2 separate regions of the Homo sapiens genome follow, and region 1 is linked to region 2. Evidence: chromatin contacts called from ENCODE Hi-C or POLR2A ChIA-PET data. All regions are on one chromosome and are shown on one strand. The core of a region is the stretch at or near the end of the contact, and the rest is flanking DNA. Distances in the headings are between cores, read along the strand shown.

Region 1 (5,414 bases), core at 1,440-3,939, 110 kb before region 2:
GAATGCTGATGTGGGAGGGTGGACCCTGGCAGGGACATCCTGGGGCTTCCTTGGGAGTAGAGCACCATGGCTGAGCTGCGCTTCCTCTGGGCTGGATGGAGAGTACTGGAAACAAAGCTCAGCCAGGATGCGCAGCTGGCAGGAAGGATTAACCCATCATGCCCAGAATGCTTGGACCACGTGCACAAAGATGGGAAGGGCATGGGGTTAAGCACTGTGAGAGACCAAAGCTGGAATAATTTAAGGCTGCATGGGCTTGGAGAGGGATCCTTCATGAAGGGCGTAGGAGGGAGCCAGGGTGGGCAGCAGGGGGCCTACCCCACATGACAGGGATGGGGATCTAGAAGGGGCCCTGGGGCATGTCCCGCATAGAGATGGTTCGTCTCTCTGCCCTTGCTGGAGGCATGCAGGGCCAGGAGGCTGGGCAAATTTTTTTCTACTTAGGCTCAAACCATTCTGTCGGGCTTGCCCTCGTGAGGTGAGCAGGACATGAAAGGCCTGCCACTGGGTACATGCTGGTCCCATGGAATGAGATGGAACCGGCGTGGATGCTTTCCAGCTCTGGGAGGGAGCACAGGGTGCACCCGGTGCAAGGGTTGGAGAGCCCTGACCGCGCTCTGACTTGCAGAGGAGTCCCCAGAGCTCCTCAACAGCTGGCAAGAGGGTGTAAGTGGTGGGAAAGATGAAAGGGGAGTGGGGCCGAAAGAAAGGGGGATGGCGAGTGCAGACAATCCTTGCCTTTCTCGGAACAGGAAGCTGGTTTTGAGTTGTAGGGGGTAATTTCGTTAGAAAACACAAAGGATTTGGGCTTTTCCCAGACTTGGTCATCAAAGGGCATGTGGGATGATCTCTTGAGGAGAGAACTTTGTCAAGAAGAAGGCATTTGTAGGATAAGAACTTTAAATAGGCCCTCTAGCCCCAAGAGAACCTGACTACTTAGGGCCTTAACAAGGAATTGACGGGGGAAAAAGCCCAATGGAAGTATTAGTAGAAAACCTTTTTCTGTCTACTTAATAGAGAACAGAAACAGGTGGCCTCGAAGAATGAGTTTCATGTGCTATGCAGTGCTAGGTTCTTTATGCATTCATTCAAATATTTATTAGGCACCTACTGTATGCCCAACAGTCCTCTAGGTGCTGTAGATACAGTGGTAAACAAGGTAAGTCCTCTGTCCATGAAGGGGAACATCACACACCGGGGACTGTTGTGGGGTGGGGGGCGGGGGGAGGGATAGCATTAGGAGATATACCTAATGCTAAATGATGAGTTAATGGGTGCGGCACACCAACATGGCACATGTATACATATGTAACAAACCTGCACGTTGTGCACATGTACCCTAAAACTTAAAGTATAATAATAATAAAATAAAAAAAAAGGTTAGTCCTCTTTCTTATTGTGGCTTGTACTCTAGGGAGGCCAGATAAACCCAGAATCTGTATTTTTTAATAATTTAAGTGTGCAGACAAATCATACTCATGGCAGATCTTAAACTTGGCTGATGATCGGGATCATCTAGGGCAGTGGTTCTCAACCAGGGCGATTTGCCTCCCGGGGGAAATCTGAAACCATCTAGAGATGTTTGTAGTTGTCATGAGTGGGAGGGAGTGTCACAAGTGGGACCTAGTGGGTGGTGGCCAGGGGTGTTGCTAAATGTCCTACAATGTGCAGGACAGCCCCTCCCAACAAAGAACGTTCCAGCCCCAGATATCAAGAGTGCTGAGGCTGAGAGGCCCTGCCCTAGGGTCTTGCTACTCAAAGTGTGGGCCATGGACTGGCAGTATTGGCATCACCAGGAAGCTTATTAGAAATGAATCATCTCAGCGTCTCCTCCCAGCCCCGACCCTGCTGAGCCAGAATCTGCATTTTCAAAGATTCCCCACACACCCTCCCACCCTGAATTTGGATTTGGATGCACGTGAAAATCTGAGGAGCCTTGCCGTAGGTGCACACACTTATTAGCAGGCAGGACAAAATTAACAGCAAGTCAGCCAACTAGTTAGCTAAGCTTGGTGAAGTCCCCGCCCCAAGCACCATTCACGAAAGGTTTACTTACCTAGCAGGCTCAAAAAAAAAAAAAAAAAAAAATACAGATTCCTCATTCCTGAAGATTCTTATCTGCAGGAGGGGCTAAGAATATGCATTTTTATAACAGCTCCCTGTGTACAGCTGAGAGAGACAGGTTTGTACACCATACAAGTAACAGCTGAACCCCAAGGCTGCATTTCAGTACCATTAGCTGGGGAATCTAAGCAGCTGGCTAAAAACACAGACAAAAGAGAAAGATGCAAGCCACTTACGAAGATGCTCCCGTCACCCAAAGAGCTGATATTATCTAGTTAATTATGGAAGGTCTGCCCAGTAAAACAGCCAGGCCAGGTGTTTAAACTGTTTGTTTTTGTTGTTATTTATAGCATCGTGAGTTTCCGTTCAAAGAAACTTTTACAAAGAACCTCAGTATACAAAACAGATGAGAGTGAAGCAGCTCTGGTTTATGGGGACACCCAACATGTCTGTCCCTTGCCTGGGCTCCAGGAGGCACAGTTTGAAAAACATCATGACAGACAATAGCTGTGGTCTAGAGTGCATGCTGATTTTAGGTGAGAAAGACCCTAATAAAGTACGTTTCATTCAAGGAATGCTCTCGTGCACATAGGCATGCTCTCATGAAGTTGAAGTGGCTATTTGCTTGAACTTTAACGTGAATGCGGAGTGGCAAACATCAATGTTCAAAAATGATTCCATGAATAGAAACACAAATATTCCTACAAATTGTTTTGAAAATATAAGTTCCAGAAAATGGAAACATAGAATGGCCCCAGTAAAGAGTATGATTCTTTGATCTGGTGGAGAAAACAGACTTCAGCTTCTCCATTTTTAAACCATGACAATCTCAGTTCCTGCAGTTCAGGGACATTGTAATTCATGCAAAGACCTTGAACTGTCAGATGCTATGATGTTCACAGCTATCAAAAGCTCTTTTTTCAGGGGCTGCCCAGACTCAGAAGGGCAATATAGATGTATGTGTGTGTGTATATATATATATATGTGTGTGTGTGTGTATATATATGTGTGTGTGTGTGTATATATATATGTGTGTGTGTGTGTGTATGTATATACATATATATATCACTAATTAGTACAATTAAAAACAATAAAAAGAAAGTGTTTAGTAGCTGCGACCTTTTTAGTTTAACTGAGTTAATCCAATACATGCTCATAACAAAATGAAAATTAATGACTACCTTATATTTTCCATACTATTTTTTTCCACATGGATGCCAAAGCCTTGCCCTTGAAAGGAAAAGAAAGTGGCTTTGTCCTTGCAAAGTTTTAATTTCCCTCAAATTGTGTCAAAGTTCTCTGAGTATATACACAAAACCGCTGTGCTGCGTAAGTGAAGATCAGTTCTTCCACTGAAAGCCAAAGCTAGAAATATTTGTGTGTTTCCACTTTGTGGTACATAATTTCTGCATTGTCAGAAATGGGTAAATATTGTACAGTGATAGAGATCAATTTGGGTTGTCAGTGTTTGCATTATTGTAAGACAAGTAGACAAGAACAAAGGTAAAAAGTGGACACTGGATACCACGCTATGGCAGGGCCAGGCTTCACCATTATCACCAGGAAAATCAGACAGGCTTTTATTGAAGTTTGAGTGGCATTAATATTGAGAGCATTAGCAAAAGACCTGAATGCAAGGGCTGGTTTATCACTCATTCTACACCGGACTGGTGCAAGATTTTATCTTTAGCATTGAAGAAAAGAGAATTAGGATTACCAGTACAGAAGCAGGGGATGCTATTTATAAGTACACTATACTTTAAAGAATAAAAATGCCCATCTATTATGGTCCTAAGCTCTTTTCTTTTTTGCCTCTAATCAACACAGATTGGATAAAATGAATAAAAATCTTCATTAAGGTTAACAAATATAAACCAATATATATACAAGCTTTAAAAGTATTTTTATATATTTAATGACACAAACAGTTGGAAACTACAAAGAAGACAATGTCTCCTTTGAAACAGAAAAATATAACCACAAAACTCTAGAAATAAAGCTAACAAAAAAATGGTAGGTAGCTTCCGTGTGAAGAAAAAAACAATACAACAATATAGAGACTTGAAGGGGGTTTTGAAAACCACAGAGAGACACTCTGCTTCCTGCGGTGGAAGATTCAGTATTTTAAATATGTCACTTCTTCCCAACTTACTTTATACATCTATTACAATGCTAATAGAAATCTCAATATGATTTAGAAAAATTTTGACAAATTTGACAAAATGATTCTAAACTTCATCTGGAAGAATAAACGTGAGAATATTTGCAAAAGTAAAATAATAAGGGGAAATCATTGGCCCGGGAATAAATAAAATACTGAAACAAAATAGAAGATCCCCAATAGACAAATTTTCTAAGACTTAGTATCTGATAAATACAGCCTTTCAAATCAGTGGGGAAAGCATGGATTATTATTAATTATTATTTTATTTATTACAAATAAACAAAATTAGGATAGACAGCTAATCATTTGAGGGAAGAACCTGAAGTTAAAACCACACCTTCAAAGACATACCAGAGACTAAAATGTAAAAAATTATAATATGTAAGAACTAGAAAAATATACATAAACTTATCTGATTAGGAGGAGTGGAGTAGGGAAAGGTTTTTGGACATACGGGTTTTTAAATTTTTATATGGTTAGACTATCAATCTTTTTCTATATAGGTTGGCTTGTCACATAAGTTTGGCAACATAAAGAAAAGATTGATACTCTGACCACATAGAAAATAAAAGACCTGTATGTCAAAAAAACTTCATAAAAATGCAAATGATAAAGTAGAAAAATATTTGTAACATATATAACAAAGGGTAGTATCTTTAAAGAGCTCTAATAAATAAATAGAAAAAAGTCAAATAGTCCAGTGATAAAATGGGCAAAAAAGATGAACAGGCAACTCACACAAAGAAATAACAGCTATCAGTAAATATATTTTTTAAAGTTTGTGATTTGCCCCCAACCCCCAATTTCAAACAAGCGAGGTCAAAAGTTAATTTTACTTGACAATATTTGGTATTGTTGAGAACAGTGAGGATAAGCATGCTCATATACTTTTGGTGAAGATATAAATTTATACAGCCTTAGGGGGAACAAGTTAGTTGTATATCTCAAAACATTAAAAACGTATGTATCTTTTGGCCCAGCAACAGCATTTTTAGGCATTTGACTTAAGGAAATTTTCATGAATACTGAGTGCAACATTGTTTTTAATTAATATTAAAAACTGGAATCAACTTCAATGTCAACAAGACGGGATTTATTAAACAAATGATGATGTGATCATACAGTGGATTACTACACACCTATTAAAAATGGAATTCCTGTGAAGAAAGGTTCAAGTATATTAAGA
Region 2 (5,107 bases), core at 847-3,346:
GAGATGGGAACATGCCTTATGGGGTTTGCAAACTCAAACAGGAGAAGTAGGCTGGGTGGAAAGGCATAGACAAGGGTAGGAGCCTTCAGTCACCTGGAGAATGAGCCTCGCCATGTGAGGGCAGCTACTGCGCAGTTCCCACCAGACCTCTCAGGCCCAGTATTGCCAGGTTTTACTTTTTTTTTTAACATTTTTTTCAAGAAAAAAATAATAATTTTTTTTGTTTTTTGTTTTTTGAGAAAGAGTCTCACTCTGTCGCCCAGACTGTAGTGCAGTGGTGTGATCTCGGCTCACGAGCTTTCATCTCCTGGGTTCAACTGATTCTCCTGCCTCAGCCTCCCACGTAGCTGGAATTACAGGTGCCTGCCACCACACCCAGCTAATTTTTGTATTTTTAGTAGAGACGGCGTTTCACCATGCTGGCCAGGCTAGTGTCGAACTCCTGGCCTCAGGTGATCCGCCCACCTTGGTCACCCAAAGTGCTGGGATCACAGGCGTGAGCCACCATGCCTGGCCAAAAAAACAAAAGAATTTAATTTTAGTTGAAATTGTCTTATTTTGGTTTTTACAACTAATTCAATTTTTTAAATAACACATATTTGATTTCTGCATTTACTGCTGAGTCAACAAATATTCCTGAGTGCCTCCTGTGTGCCAAGCACAGTCCTAAACCCTGGGAATCCACAATGGCCAGGGACGCAGGTATGGGCTGTGATCCTGTCAATGGGAGGGTGCTACTGTGGAGCAGATGGCCCTGTACAGCACGCACCGAGCTGTCCTTGCTGCATGGCACTTGGGGCCCTGCATTGCCATGGGAACCAGCATTGCTGGCAGCTGCACTTACCCAGGGAGAGGTAAGCCAGCATCACAGCAAGCCACAGGGGCCCTCTCCAGTCCTCCCTAGAGAAGCATGAGTGCGCTCAGAGAGGCAGCTGAGGATCAGGCCAAGGTAGAAGAAATTCTCAGGCTGTGGGGCCCGCCTGCGAGATGCCTATCTTCCCATATCTCTCTCTCTCTTTTTTTTTTCTTTGAGACAGAATCTCACTCTGTCGCCCAGGCTGGAGTGCAGCGGCACCATCTCGACTCACTGCAAGCTCCGCCTCCCGGGTTCAAGTGATTTTCGTGTCTCCGCCTCCCGAGTAGCTGGGATTACAGGCACCCGCCACCATGCCCGGCTAATTTTTGTATTTTTAGTAGGGACGGGGTTTCGCCGTGTGGGCCAGGCTGATCCTGAACTCCTGGACTCAGGTGATCCACCTGCCTCAGCCTCCCAAAGTGCTGAGATTACAGGCATAAGCTATCGCGCCCAGCCCCCACCTCTCTCTACCAAGTTCAGACCTCTGGAGAGTGACCAAGGCACAGAGGCCAACCTGCCCTCAGGGGTAGAATCTCCTGGTACGTGACATTTTAACGAGAGCCTCATGGCACTACACAGAAGACTGACCTTGAAGATTTCTTTTTTTTTTTTAGCATCTCTTGCTAAATAGAACGGCATTAACTATCCAGATGCCATGGTTCAATCCAGACTCCCTAGGAAAGAAGACTCTAAGTCATCCATTTTATTTCATTTCCCGTTTTGTGTGGTTCCTGGGGAGAATGCATTGTTATGGGGGTGGCCATTGTTTTAATGGGCTTGGGCATTTTTACCACACTCAGTAGGGACTTTCTGTCCCCCAAGGGATCTGATCTCAAGGAGACAATTCTCAGAAAAGCTCTCATAAATAACAGTGAGTCAGAACCACAAAATTAAGATGTTTTTAGTTTCAGAGTAGGCACCTAAATGTACTCTACTTGGTTTATGACAAGTTAAGTATAATCTGAAACTAACACAATCTAAAATGTAATGGCACAACAGGAGAACTGAACATGTTTGTGTTTTTCTAAAAAGAAAATTAAATCTTTTTTTTTCATTGGTTCAACCCAATAAACAACCATTAAAATGTAAAAAAAAAAAAAAAAAAAAAAAGGAGAAAGAGAAAAAAACACGCTGCTTTTTAGAATGTCACAGGGTAGGTTAGATGGCTGCAAATTCTTTGCTGCTCCCAGAACTTGCATGTGACAGAAGCACAAGCCTGGGTCTTTCAAGGCTGGCTCAGCTTTGGTCTTGGTTTCTTGGAACACTGGCCCTAGAGGCTGGTTACCCAAGACCACCCTGCTGCGACGAAGCCACAGCTGGCCCGCCCTGAGCTGCTCTGGTCACAGCTACGTACGAGAGAGATTTGTGAGGGAGGCAGCCAAGGGCGGACGGCCCTGGCAGCCAGGATCAGGCAGAAGCTGCATGAAATGGCCTAACCAGACAACGCCCAGCTGAACCAAGTCAACCCACAGAACCAGGAGATAGTAGAACAAAATTTGCTTCGGGTCACTAAGTTTTGGGGTGGCTTAAAGACAATAATAGATCATTAGAATAGGCAGGAAAAGAGAAAGTGATTAATTTTCATAGATTCATTTACAAGAGGGAAAAGCAGTTAATCTGGACCAATGATAGCTTCCCATACATTCACCCTAAAATCTACTTCATAATATACAGGTGTAATTTGAAGAGCACAAGTAACCATTAAATAAGTCAATAATATTTACTGAATACCTACTATGTACACAGCTAAGAAATAGAATATCTAATCAGGAATTATCTAATTTAATAAGTCCTGGTCTGAATGAATGAGGAAACTATGAACTATAACTCTTTTTAGTCAGAGGAGAAAAGGCAAATAAATGAATTATTTCAAAGTCCTAAGATGAAAGATACTATTCAGCATATATATTTAAGAACAAGGTTATCAAAGTATGTGTATTAAAATATACATGCAAACGGAATATTTCAGGTTGTAGTCTTCTCAAGAGCAGGAAGCAATTCCATCCAACCTCTAGAAACTTCAGAACTCTAAGGTTAAAGAAGGATTTTCAACATATACATGTAGTTGTCACGATTAAATACTTAAACATGGACTGAACTTCTATTACAGCTTATGTTTTTACCTTTGCTTACTACAACTTTTAAAAGTTTCATCATTAGTGTTAATTTATTTTATTTTATTTTATTTTTTGAGACAGAATCTTGCTCTGTCACCCAGGCTGGAGTGCCGTGATGCAATCTCAGCTCACTGCAACCTCCACCTCCTGGACTCAAGTGATTCTCATGCCTCAGCCTCCTGAGTAGCTGGGACTGCAGGCATGAGCCACAATGCCTGGCTAATTTTTGTATTTTTTGTAGAGATGGGGTTTCACCACATTGGCCAGGCTGGTCTCGAACTCCTGACCTCAGGTCATCCGCCTGCCTCAGCCACCCAAAGTGCTGGGATTACAGATGTGAACCACTGTGCCGGCTGGTGTTAATTTTCAGATCTGACTAATGAAAGGTAAAGCGGGGAGACATTGGGACGAAGTGCCAGCACCATCTGCTTAGCTTGAGAATTATTTTATATCTAAGAGTATATTATCCACAATAGCCATCTTAACCTGGCAAGACCTTCTTCAGGTGGGAATACTGGATGGAGCTGCTGTCTTACATTCCTTTCTGATGATTCTTCCTGTAGGCTCAGTCACTGTCAACCCCTCTGGTGAAGAGTTGGGGGTGATAGAGAGCACAGCACTGCTATGGATATACAAATGTATAGGGGCAGGGCTACACATTTTGGGGTGCTTTTAAGACCTCTGGAGGTCTTAAAATAATAATAATAGCTCATTAGAATAGGCAGGAAAAGAGAATGTGATTATTTTGCATAAATCTTCATTTATAGCAAGAGGGGAAAAAATAATGAATCTGGACTATTCAATTGTTTCTATTGAAAAACCAATTTCAATTGTTCTATGCCATGTTCCAAACACCGAAGAGACAACAGAAACAACAGGCTGTGACATTTCTATTTTCTTATGTTCTCAGGTCTTCATTTTCCAAACTAAGCATTTCCCATGGAAGGATCTCATTTCCAGCTGCCTCACGTGCATGTCTGAATAGCCAACAACTCGTGTAATAAACTTTCTATATAACATGCACCTACCTACTTGAACTCAGCCGACATAAGAATCTTTCTGGAAAAGAGACTGACTCCTAGCTACAATTATCTTTATGCACTTTTAGGAAATTTTATTGGTAATGAAACAGCAGTATTTTATTCTTGGTAATTCTGTGAGGGTCACAGTTAAACAATTAAACAGCATTAACCACCACTGTACTGTTCGACACAACATCCAGCCCCCTTAATGGGTAACTTCAGCTGAGTCTGCAGAGACAGCCATGAAAAAAGGCAGTGAAGGGCAGGAAGAGGCCCCCGCCAGGCCCTCCAGGGCTGGGGGGCACTGGGCTGGGCACTTCAAACAGAGAACCCTGGATTCTTTTCCCACTTTGTGAGGAGCCGATTTAAGGAGCAGACAGCTAAGGGAAGATTTATAAACACAATAATTTTTGTTTCTAAGAGTTATAATGCAAAGCAGGGATAGGCATTCTCCTCCAAAGAGGTTCTCAAAGAGATCCTCTGAAGCCAGAGAATACCACATTTCTTTGCCTAACCCAAAAGTCCTCGGAATCTTCATTTGTCAGCAGAAGCTCTGAAAACAAGGCACTGCACTACTTTTTTTGCCTAATGTGGTGGAAGACAGCCCCATGACAACAAAGAGAAAGAAAAATCGCTTTTCTTATAAGTCAGAACATAATGCAGGCTTATGGCTCGAGGTAACTTTGCTGTTGAAATCCTTGAAGGATCCACAAGGCACTCATCGCTCCAGTTAGTGTTCATCTTGTGGAAACCTACAGTGAATCTCACTAGAAAATATACTGGAAAAGAATAGAAAGGGTGAACAGGCATGTCCGTCAACTCTGAAACCCCAGAGCTAAGGAGACCACTTTGAACTGAAGGAGGCAGATTCAGGGTAAGTAAGAAAAAGAGCTAACTTTACACGATGGTGGAAAATTCATGACAACACAGAGGACACTGAAGAGGCTGAAACTATAAATAAGCTCAGAAACTATGTGAACTCACAGATCTATAGTGAGTTGTATTAAGGGAAATGAGGTTGTCTGATGCCCCCTGCAGAGCCCCCTCTGGTGCCACCGTCGCATGATAGACCAGGATCTGACCCAACAGGGGTTTAAAAAATTTTTTTACAA

What was found. Hi-C counts contacts between places; a loop is a spot of excess contacts on that map. ChIA-PET counts read pairs that join two places held with the same protein, here RNA polymerase II (POLR2A). Pooled maps may share reads with other maps.
Region 1: a loop to region 2 is called in a pooled map, with 5 times the contacts of the local background. The contact joins two enhancer-like sites. A Hi-C loop is called at or near these places in 4 of 168 maps with a recorded cell type or tissue (B cell and GM12878), 37 of 37 single-sample maps with no recorded cell type and 13 of 50 pooled maps. POLR2A ChIA-PET finds 5 or more read pairs at or near these places in 7 of 52 experiments (B cell, GM10248, GM12878 and 4 more).

Annotation. Positions count from the first base shown.
Region 1 is chr6:157,568,451-157,573,864 of GRCh38, reverse strand. The region is part of intron 2 of ZDHHC14 (zDHHC palmitoyltransferase 14); the gene reads right to left. Among named protein-coding and RNA genes, the nearest start is that of MIR3692, 42 kb to the right of the region's middle. RefSeq lists an enhancer at 301-1,033. Within about 2 kb of position 2,689, at least 3 of the 41 ENCODE cell types and tissues checked have a DNase peak (open chromatin) inside an H3K27ac peak, as active enhancers do; they include B cell and GM12878, where a contact is called at or near this core.
Region 2 is chr6:157,461,965-157,467,071 of GRCh38, reverse strand. All of the region lies in intron 1 of ZDHHC14 (zDHHC palmitoyltransferase 14), which reads right to left. Among named protein-coding and RNA genes, the nearest start is that of MIR3692, 65 kb to the left of the region's middle. RefSeq lists enhancers at 103-890, 1,725-2,225, 2,226-2,726. Within about 2 kb of position 2,096, at least 3 of the 41 ENCODE cell types and tissues checked have a DNase peak (open chromatin) inside an H3K27ac peak, as active enhancers do; they include B cell and GM12878, where a contact is called at or near this core.